2 separate regions of the Homo sapiens genome follow, and region 1 is linked to region 2. A link is an interaction called in ENCODE POLR2A ChIA-PET data of the cell type or tissue named here. Cell type or tissue: A673. All regions are shown on one strand. Links, peaks and the distances in the headings refer to the core of each region. The heading gives the core; the rest is flanking DNA.

Region 1 (5,386 bases), core at 94-5,093, 250 kb after region 2:
GAAGGTGGAGTGAAGTTGTTCAAGATAGATCTCCCTTTACTACTGGAATATTTTGGCAAAGTATTGAGATTTAGAATTGTTTGCATAAATGAAGCACTTCACCCTGATTTTCAATTTGGCTTTGGATTTAAATGTAGTTTTGCTGCTGCTATCAAATCAATATTTAAAAAAAAAAACTTTTAAACATGTGGCTTTAATGAGTAGACAATTGAAAGTTGATTACTAGTGATATTTTACTAAGCTGCCTATATAGCCTCACCTATGTTTGGTTAGTCCTCTTTGGGTAGTGATCTGGATTTGCGTTCATAGTGACCAGGCAGGGATTACCACATAGAAATTGAAATGAGCTGGGCACAGTGGCTCACACCTATAATCCCAGCACTTTGGGAGGCTGAGGCAGACGGAGCACTTGAGGTCAAGAGTTCGAGACCAGCCTGGCCAACATGGTAAAACCCTGCCTCTACTAAAAATACAAAAATTAGCTGGGTGTGGTGGTGCATGCCTGTAGACCCAGCTACTTGGGAGGTTGAGGCAAGAGAATCGCTTGAACGTGGGAGGCAGAGGTTGTAGTGAGCTGAGACAGCGCCACTCTACTCCAGCCTGGGTGATAGAGTGAGACTCTGTTTCGAAAAAAAAAGAAATTGAAATGAATGGCTCCAAGAGTTCTGTTCAGTTCAGTGATAACTGGGTTAAATTTGGGCAAGGAGCTGTCTCAGCTACAAAATCAAAGCCCTTATGAGGTTGTACTCTCTGACCCATTAGACAGGCTACCATGTCTCAGATGCTCTGAGACCTTGGGCTTCCCCTGCAGACTTCACTCCCTGAAAGAGTAAAGCAAATTCCTTTCAAAGGTGTATCAGAAAAGTTGTTGTGGGATGGTATGAGACTAACTCCAGAGAAAGTTTTTAACTGTGTGTCCTTGCTGCCCAAACTCACCCAACTGTATGCACTGACAACTTCCACTGTTTACCCAATAATTGGGCCAACACAGAGGCTATACAGTTAAGAAGGTGTGCAGACTGTCCCCTCCAGAAGCTAAGATGCGACTTGAGGCCACTTGTCCATTTTATGGGGTGGTCCCCTTTCATGCACCCATCAATGCCGAGAGTTCCTATGTATTCCAGCTTTTGAGATTTTTGCATTGGCTCCTTGGCTAGAGTCCATAGAAAACTTTCCCACAGAACTGGATGTGTCCCTTACAAGAGACCATTTTCCATCCACATGCCAAGCTATTATGCTGCCTGCCATAGCTGCCCTTGGAAATGCCACCTCATCCACTGAGCTATATTACTGGACTTCTACCCAGGTCCTGACACCTGCCCAATATTTGCTCAACACAAATTGGACTATTCAATGTTTGTTTGTTTGTTTGTTTGTTTTAAGACAGGGTCTGGATCTGACACCCAAGCTGGAGTGCAGTGGCGCAATCCCAGCTTACTGCAGCCTCGACCTCTCCGGCTCAAGCAATATCTCCCGAGTAGCTGGGGACTACAGGCACGTGACACCGTGCTCAGCTAATTTTTGTATTTTTTGTAAAGATGAGGTTTCATCGTATTGCCCAAGCTGGTCTCAAACTCCCGGGCTCAAGCAATCTACCTGTCTCAACCTCCCAAAATGTTGAGATTATAGGCATGAGTCATTGCACCCAGCCTATTCAATGTTTACTAAAACCTCCTTCTGCTCCAACCTTACACCCTATCTGACTCTCAACATTCTATATGGCCTTTGAGAAGAACTCAAAAGCCAGATATCTCATTCAATAATGCAGCAGATATTGTTCCTCATAACAGTCCCACAAGGATATGTAGGGAAATGAAAACTTTTGGGTTTCTTAGTTGAAAGCAACAGAAATAGACTCTGGGCAGCACAGTCTTTGCAGGAAAACTGGAGAAAGAGGCTCAGAAAAACCCCAGATACCTAGGAAGGCTGGGCAGTTAGAAGCCCAGGCCAGACTCTGCCATACAACGAGAAGAGTGAAGGCACCACGGTTGTCCCCGCTGGACATGGGTGGCTATGGGTTATTTTACCACCTCTGTGGCCCCTGGAAATCAGATGCTGTACAGCCACTGCTACAGTGACCAGAATGAGTTATCCATGGCCAATGATGTGTGTGTGTGTGTGTGTGTGTGTGTGTGTGTGTGTGTGTGTGTGTGTGTAAGATACTGAATCCAAATTTAAAACACAGGGGATTTGGTGCTGAGTTGGCATTCTAGCTTCCAGGAAAGTTAGGGAATCAACTCTCTGGCCCTTTAAGCCCCTGGAGTAGAAGGAACTCTCTTCCTCCTATAAAGGTGCTTATTGGGGTTATTTCCTAAACATAGGAAGGTGGTTCTGAGGCCACGCAGCCAAACAATTGAACAAGCAAACAAAATGCCAAGCATGAGCTAAATGGAATGAGTAACACATGGAATGTTGTCTTCCATGGTTTTGAATCACTTAAATAGAAGTGTGTATATATATCATATGGTTTAACAAGACTCTGTCCCTGCTCACATCAGGGTATTTTCATTGCCATTGCTTTGTTCTGTTTTTATAAGGCAAGGTTGGAACTGAGGAAACCAACCCATAGCATGAGACTAGGAGGGATGACAGATATGCTGAATAACAGACTCAAGATTTAAATTTTAAAATATTTCAGTAGACTGGATCAATTGACCAAACTCAGCAATATGAAAAGTAACAGCAACAAGAATAACAGCAACTCCATGCCATGAGCTGTTTTAAACAATTTTATAGATTAATATCATTTAATATCAGAGCTACTCTAGAAGGCAGATACTGACATTAACCCCAGTGCGATGGGGAAATTGAGAAGCAGATAAAGAGACTTGCACAGCTGGTTAGTGACATGGTCACGCCTGGAAGCAGGGAAGCCTGACTCCAGAGCCTGTGCTAACACCACTGAAGGTGACTTATCATTTCTTATGTGCACAGGGACAGGTGGGGAAATGCGGCTTAACGGCAGCACATAAGGAAAAAGAAATAAACAAATAAACTGTGGAGCGTAAGTCCTCTGGGTGATGTGGCTGGCAATAAAAGCTAATGTAATGTAGCCTCAGGCTGCAATAAAAGAAGTGTGTAGAAGGGAGTTCATAATCTAGAGTCTAGCTGCCTAGATTTCTGGCTTCAGTCCTTTCCTCTGAGGAAAGCTAGAAACACACACACACACACACACACACACACACACACACACAAATGGGGAGTTCAATCTGGAGATTTTAAGAATGGGGAGAGGGCATCCTGGAAGACAACTTAAAAATGAATAATTGCAACAGGGCGCGGTGGTTCACGCCTGTAATCTCAGCACTTTGGGAGGCCAAGGCGGGTGGATCACAAGGTCAGGAGTTCAAGACCAGTCTGACCAACATGGTGAAACCCCGTCTCTACTAAAAATACAAAAATTAGCCGGGTGTGGTGGCGCACTCCTGTAATCCCAGCTACTCAGGAGGCCGAGGCAGGATAATCACTCGAACCCGGGAAGTGGAGGTTGCAATGAGCCAAGATTGCGCCACTGCACTCCAGCCTGGGCAACAGAGGGAGACTCTGTCTCAAAAAAAAAAAAAAAAAAAGAATAAGTGCAATGTGGAGGAAGAATTACATCTATCCTGCATAGCATCATAGGCTATATCAAAGAACATAACCTTTGGGGAGATAGTTTGGCTCAACTAAAGGAAGCATTTCCAACAGTGAAGGTTCCCAATGTCTCAATGGTTTGCATAAGTAGGTAATGAGTTACATATCACTAGCAATGCTACAACCACCACCAGGACATGGTAGCAATGATTCAAGGACCTGATGGCAGAGTTTGTTGGTCTAGGTGGCCTCTGTAGTCTCTCCCTATCATGTAGGAGTAGAATTCTGTTATTTCTTTCCCAAACCACCATTGATCACTAAACTGGATGTGACTTGTCCTTCCTATGGCCCAATTTAATGCTTCCTTTGGGGCCCTTACAGTATGAAGCCTTGAGTTTTAATCAACAGACCTAGTATTCTCTGTGCTGTTAATATTGTCAGCTCTCTGAAGGGAAGCCCTCGTGATTTGACCACTTCTGTTTGCCCAACCCAGGACCTTGCATTAATGACAAAGAAATGGGTTTGAAATGAATTTCAAATCAAACCCTGCCAAAGTGTCCTCTATAGGCTTGGCAGTGGCAAGGTAAGGACATCATTCTTACTCTGTTCTTTACAGAACCTTGGAATGGAGTTAGTAATAGGAGGTGACTATAAAGTAGGACAGAGCTTAAGGCCAGGGCCAAGTGTTGCATTTTGCAAAGTATTATCAAACAGCGTATGAAATGACACTGGACTGATCACGAACTTCCAAATAAGAGATTCATTTAAAGCCTTATGTTTAGGGCTCACAACTTAACTGCCCAAGGATATCAGAGGGCGCAGCTTTACATAAACAAATGAACTAATGATACGTTTACAAAGAAATCAGACCACAGGTACAACTATTAAAATAATCAATTAAAAAATGACTTTTGGCCAGGCACGCTGGCTCACGCCTGTAATCCCAGCACTTTGGGAAGCTGAGGCGGGCAGATCATAAGGTCAGAATTTCGAGATAAGCTTGACCAACATAGTGAAACCCCATCTCTACTAAAAATACAAAAATTAGCCCGGGGTGGTGGCACGTGCCTATAGTCTCAGCCACTCTGGAAGCTGAGGCAGGAGAATCACTTGAACCCGGGAGATGGAGGTTGCAGTGAGCCATGACCTTACCATTGCACTCCAGCCTGGGCAACAGAGCAAGATTCCATCTCAGAAAAAAAAAAAAAAAGACTTTTGTTTATAGATAGTGAAAAGAGATTGGGTTAAGAGCCTCAAGAGCACAGTTCTGTTCCATTAAACCCTAAATTACCGTGGGATCTTGGGCAAGTCCTGGTTCCTCTCTGGGTTCCTGAACCCTCATCTCTAAATGAAGGTTGACTGGAATAGCTAATGATTCAGTTAATGACTGCATACATCTGATTCCTGAGAATTCTACTTGGTAAAATGGAGTCCTCAGCCCTCCTTAGAGAAAGTAGTGGTTCGAAGTGGTTAGACTGTCTGCAATAGGGAACATGATTTAAGATGCCACGTGGTAAAGCGGGCAGTGACAACATGGAGTGGAAGCAGATGGGAGTGATGAGGATGGTGAGAGGTCTGGAAACTGTATCTCATCAGATTAGCTGACACTGTGAATGGTGGGAGCAGCCTGATATGGTGACTAAGCTTCAGCATCTGATGCTTGGGTTACAATCCCAGCTTTATCAATTACCAGCTGTGGAACACTAGAATGCGTGATTTCCACCGCACCCCTCTGCCCACCCCCCATAAGATGCTGGCGACAATCTTAAGTAGCTCATGAGGGCATTGTGAGTAAATCTCATATTATACAGAA
Region 2 (5,386 bases), core at 294-5,293:
TTTAAAAGCAAGTCTTTCCTGAAAGTACTGACCAGCGATAGTTTTTAAGCTGAAATAACATACCCATAATCCATTTATGAGTTCAGACTCCACTGAGGTTTTCAAAAGGCTATTATCATTATCTTCACTCAACATGCATTTGTTATGGGCAAAAGGCTGGGCCAGACTGCCCTTCTAAGCACTTTGCAGGCATTAACCTCGTACAGTTCTCACAATAGCCTATGAGACGGCAGTATAACAGTATACATTTATCTCCATTTTATGAATGAGAAAATTCTGGCTTAGGAGAAGTTCACGTTCAGGTAGGTTTTTTGTTTGTTAGTTTTCATGTACTAAATTCACCTTGTATAGACACATTAGTAATTTTGAAGAAAAAAAGGTGCTGAATATGTTTCCACTTCTTTATAGAATATTTGGAACCAGATTATAAGGATTAAATAATATTCAGTCAAATTGATGGATCATCACTTATTTTGGGGGCATTTAAGTCACTTCCACATTTTTTCTGGTATTGTAAACTATGCTATTATAAATACCCTTATTATAAAAGGGTGGATATCTGGTTATCCCCTGCAATGAATTCCTAGATATAGTTATAGTACTATGAACATGTCTTAGTCATAACACCTTTTTCCAAATTTTGAGAAAAGTTCCTAAAAACAATGCGGCAACTCAGTGATATTGTGGACAATCATAATTTTAAAACAAGGTTTGGAGGAAAAGTTACTTGCTTAATGAAGAAAGAGCTGGTAATGCAGTCAGTTACATTTCATACTGATTCAATTGGCCTTTTCTCCTCCTCATCACCAAATCATAATGCTTCCTTAGAAGAGTGAATCCTATTTCAATAAACAGAATTGTCCAGGTCTATAAATCAATGAGAGCTAAACTCTATTTTTTCTTAAATTATGAACCCCTATTTATTTTAAATTATTTTGTGCATTAATACATCTTTAGGTAAGGTAAATCATTTTTAGCAAGAAAATCATACAGCAATGGAAACATTCGCAAAATCTTTTCTCCATAGCATGTTTCTTTCAAAAAGAAGTTATTTTTATTTCTTCATGAATTAATAACTATATACTTAGGATAAGGTTTATTATGGATGTAGGAAATGAAAATATGTCTTTAAAGTGGCTTTCTTCCATTATCATCTCAAGTTTTTTTTATAGTTAATTGGCATTTTTTTCTTCATTGCCAGGATTTTCAGTTTATTCTATAATTATTTGTTCTCAATTCACCTTAAATTCTTTTAATAAGCTTTTTATTTTTGAAATAATTTTAAGTTTATGAAAAAGTTTAAAAGATAGCGTAGACTGTTCCTGTATAGCCATCACCCAGTTCCCATTAATGTTAAATACTTATGTAACCATTTGTTGAAACTATGAAATTAACATCCATGCAATACTACTCACTAAACTATAAATTTTATTTGGATTTCACTAGTTTTTCCACCAATGCCCTTTTTCTGTTCCGGAATCCAATTCAGAGTACTACATTGCAATTAGTCCATTTTGGAGTTTATCTAATTCATTATAATTCAGCCTAGGTGGTTGTTACGTTAACTTGAATTGTGGCTGATGAAGGCTCATACTCAGAAAGAGCAGTTTCTTTTCTTGTCTACGGCTCCATTTTGCATGTCTTATTAGTATTACTTTCGATCCATATTCTCTTTCCATGTATTTATAAAATTCACTTCTTTTTAAATTAGTTAATTTAATCAAACTCACATTATATAATCCATAAATTCACTTAACTGAGCAGCTCTAAACATCAGGACTTCACAGCAAAAGCAGTAGAATGATTGTTAAACTAGTGAGCTAGGGAACTTTCGCCTTTTTCGAGGATGCATCAAAGATTGTTCAAGATCTGCAACTCACTTAAACATGGATAGACTAATGGTGCCAGTTTCAATTAATGACTAAACATCAGAAAAAAAACATATTTTTGGATAAATGGATGTAAATTCCATGTATATCCATGAATATAAATATAGGTTCCAGCATGTCCAGCCCATATCCCCGTAGATTTGCTTGTGTACCCACTGGAAGGAGCTTGACCCGCTAGAAGACTTCCCTATTCCTGCAAGGCTTTCATGATGTTGGAGGGAAGTAGTAGTGCACACTGGGGCTGGACTGTTGTGCTCTCACCCCATAGCTTTTCTTTCTAGTCCTCATCACTCAGGAATGTATCCTTATTAAACCAGGCTCAGAAGCTCAATGTGTCTACTCTGAGTCACTGAAAATGCTCCTGAAATATGACATCTTCAGTGTTAGGGAGAGCAGGACTCTGTTGTTTGGGATTTAAACTTTCAGCAGGATCACAGAGCGTCTGTTATTTCAAGTTGGACTTGATTATTTTTTTTTAAACTGCCAGACTTTCAGACCATACAATACCAGCTTTCTTCAAATGTAACTCTTCCATTCCTTTTATGGTGAAGTTTAATACTGTGAACATATGGAGGGTCTGAACGTCTGCCAAATGTTTTAAAAGACAAGGTTATAAATACCCCAGCAGCGAGCTTTGTTCCTTAATGTATGGCTCTGTTACTCTGAGTCAACGTGGAAGATAAATCAGAACATAGAGCTGGCTTGGGCATTAACTTGATATTTCTGGCAAGAATTCATATAGTATCTCATTTCAGAGAGCAAAAGAGAAGTGGTTGTCTGAGGTAACATTAAGACAGTAAAAAAAATTAGCTTTTATAAAAAGCAAAAAGCAGAATTATAGCTTAACTAAAACATCTTAAATCCAAATACTCAGTCCAATTTTCTTACCATCAAATTTAAGCTTAAAGAGTCATAATCATGTCTGTGGGGTTGGTGATTACAATCTCTGGTCCCTGTACTCTAGATTTGGAATAGATACCTCTCAATTTCCTTGGTAGTACATTTCTCTGTCCCACCCCAGCTTGGTTTTTCTCTATTTCCCAGTACCCTATTCTCAAATGTTCCTCCACCCAAAACTGGGCTTGTCCCTGTTTGACTCAGTTCAGGGCCCACTTCTATCATCTCTCTGACTCTGCTGTTTCTCTGTAAATAGGAATTTGCTGAACTGCCCTCCACTCCCCAGCTTTTGACACAGCTGGTCCCATTTGTCACTGGGCTGACAGCTGAAAGGAACCCTTTCCATTTCTGCAACACAAGATGCACCATGCCTAACACTACTTTGAAAGGCGGCCTCTTGGGTGCATAAATTGCAGCATGGTATAAGAAAAGCCCTTTGCATGAACTTTCCAGGTCACTCGGATAATGTTCAATAATTCATGTCTTTCTCATAGTAAGTGCACTTAGTATCCCAAATGGTTTAATGTAGCTTCCAAAGAGTCCAGGAACTGCCTGGACTTAGCTCATTTTTGTAGCAGGATATGATTAAGGACAGAGAGATAAAAGAGGAATCAAGAGAACTTCACTAAGACTATTTTTTCCATTTCCTGAATGAGAATATTTTTTGTTTTTAGTAATCCATGTAAGCTTCAGCTTCTCTATATCTAAAATGGGAATACTAACAAATCTGACTTGCTTAGAATATTGATATGGGGCCCAAATGATATTAATGTAATGCGTAAGAAAGCATGCAAGACCCTGAAAAATGCCCTTACTATTTGTATTAATGAGCTGGGTTTTGCTGGCAGAACAAAAACCCTCCGATCTCAATGGTTTGCAACCAGAATATTGTCTCTCATTCATGCTACACGTTGTGGTTGCATGCCACTCTGCACCAAATGTCTTCTTCTTCATTCCAGAGTCAAGGCTAACCCTCTACCTGGGATATTATTACCTGATAGTAGAGAGAAAAAGCAATAGTAGAACCTCATGATGGTTCTTGAACCTTCTGCCCAAATGTGGTGCATGTCACTTCTGCTTAGATTTAATAGCCAAAACAATTCATGTTACCAAACCTGACCTCAATTAAAAGTGTACACCCAACAGGACGGAGCCCTATGGAAGAGCCCTATGGAGAGGGACTAGTAGAGAGGACCAGTGAATATCTTCAGCAAGTAATGCAAACATAAATCTCCCTGGAATTTGACCCAGCCAAGTCTCTGGGAGATGTTTCCTGGTTACTAGCTGTATTATTTAAAAACCACAAGAATAAAAACTCTTTAAAATTGTTTCTTTCCTTCCTTATATGAAGTTCTTAAATAGCTGTCATGAAATAGCCTAGAAGGAAGGGATTCATTTGCAATAAAATCGATAGGGACAGAATGGAGGATGAAGAATTTTTTGGGGGGGCGGGGGGGGCAGAAATTAGAGTAAAAGGCAATGAAGAGGGAAAAGGTGAAAAAGAAAGACTAAAACATCATTAATGAGAATTCTGTGACTAGGATTAGTAAAGAAGATGCTGTATTTGATAACACAAGTGTTAATGGCGCATTCTTAGTGAAAACCAGGGTTCACACACTCCATGTGTCAATCACTGTGACATCTTGGATTAGACTCTGGGTCTCAATGAGCCTTGGTTACTTGATTATAAACAAAAATAATTCATGTAAGTGCATCTCATTAGTTTCAGTGAGCTAAAGGACATAAAAGGATAAATCACAAAATGATGACGAAATAACAATTAAAGCAATGTTCTTTTAGGGGGTTGTCTATTTGTTACGTTTTTCTCATGTGAACAGTAATCACGGTAGATTGACCCAAGACCAATCAAACAATCTATGCCCCATCTACCTGGCCATGAACTGCTAAGTAATTTGTCTACTAATTTACTCTACAGTCTCCTACATAAATGACCTAAGAAATTCAGAGTACAGTGAAGATAACAAAAGTATTTGCTAAAGTCATTATCCTACAGCCATATTCATCATTATACACATTTAATTGTGAACAATTTTGAGTAGTACACTATAGTCCTCAATCCTTCCATCTGTAGAGTTGATGAGGCAAGGAAAACTCATAGAAATTTGGTTGCACAACCGGAGGTGGTGGCTCACACCTGTAGGAGGCAGAGGCAGGCAGATCAATGAGGTCAGGAATACAAGACCACCCTGGCCAACATGGCAAAACCCCGCCTCTACTAAAAAATACAAAAATTAGCTGAGTATGGTGGCGGGTGCCTGTAATCCCAGCTATCCAGGAGGCTGAGACAGGAGAATCGCTTGAACCCGAGCGGCCGAGGTTGCAGTGAGCCAAGATCGTGCCACTGCACTCCAGCCTGGACGACAGGGTGAGATTCCACCTCAAAAAAAAAAAGAAAAGAAAAGAAAAAAGAAAAAGAAAAAGAAAATTGGTCGCACAAAGTCCTGAGAACCCATCTCTAGAACACACTCCCCTCTCAGTCAGCCTGAGGACTCTTTCAGGACTGATTTTTGTTCTTTCTGCCTAGAACACTTCTCCCCCGTTGGTTAGCACGACTGGCTCCCTCATAGCCTTCAGTTCTC

What was found. Peaks named below come from ENCODE experiments on the same cell type or tissue, not always from the same donor. Only the 100,000 strongest peaks of a DNase experiment are listed, where the experiment ranks them.
Region 1: POLR2A ChIA-PET joins it to region 2 with 6 read pairs; 2 of 35 experiments call an interaction of 5 or more read pairs at or near these places.

Annotation. Positions count from the first base shown.
Region 1 is chr16:65,108,520-65,113,905 of GRCh38, forward strand. All of the region lies in intron 1 of CDH11 (cadherin 11), which reads right to left. Among named protein-coding and RNA genes, the nearest start is that of CDH11, 11 kb to the right of the region's middle. In A673, for the core only: no CTCF peak of the experiment used is centred there; no DNase peak of the experiment used is centred there.
Region 2 is chr16:64,862,193-64,867,578 of GRCh38, forward strand. No RefSeq gene overlaps it. Among named protein-coding and RNA genes, the nearest start is that of CDH11, 260 kb to the right of the region's middle. In A673, for the core only: no CTCF peak of the experiment used is centred there; DNase peaks (open chromatin) are centred at 2,349 and 2,469; H3K27ac peaks cover 1,312 bases.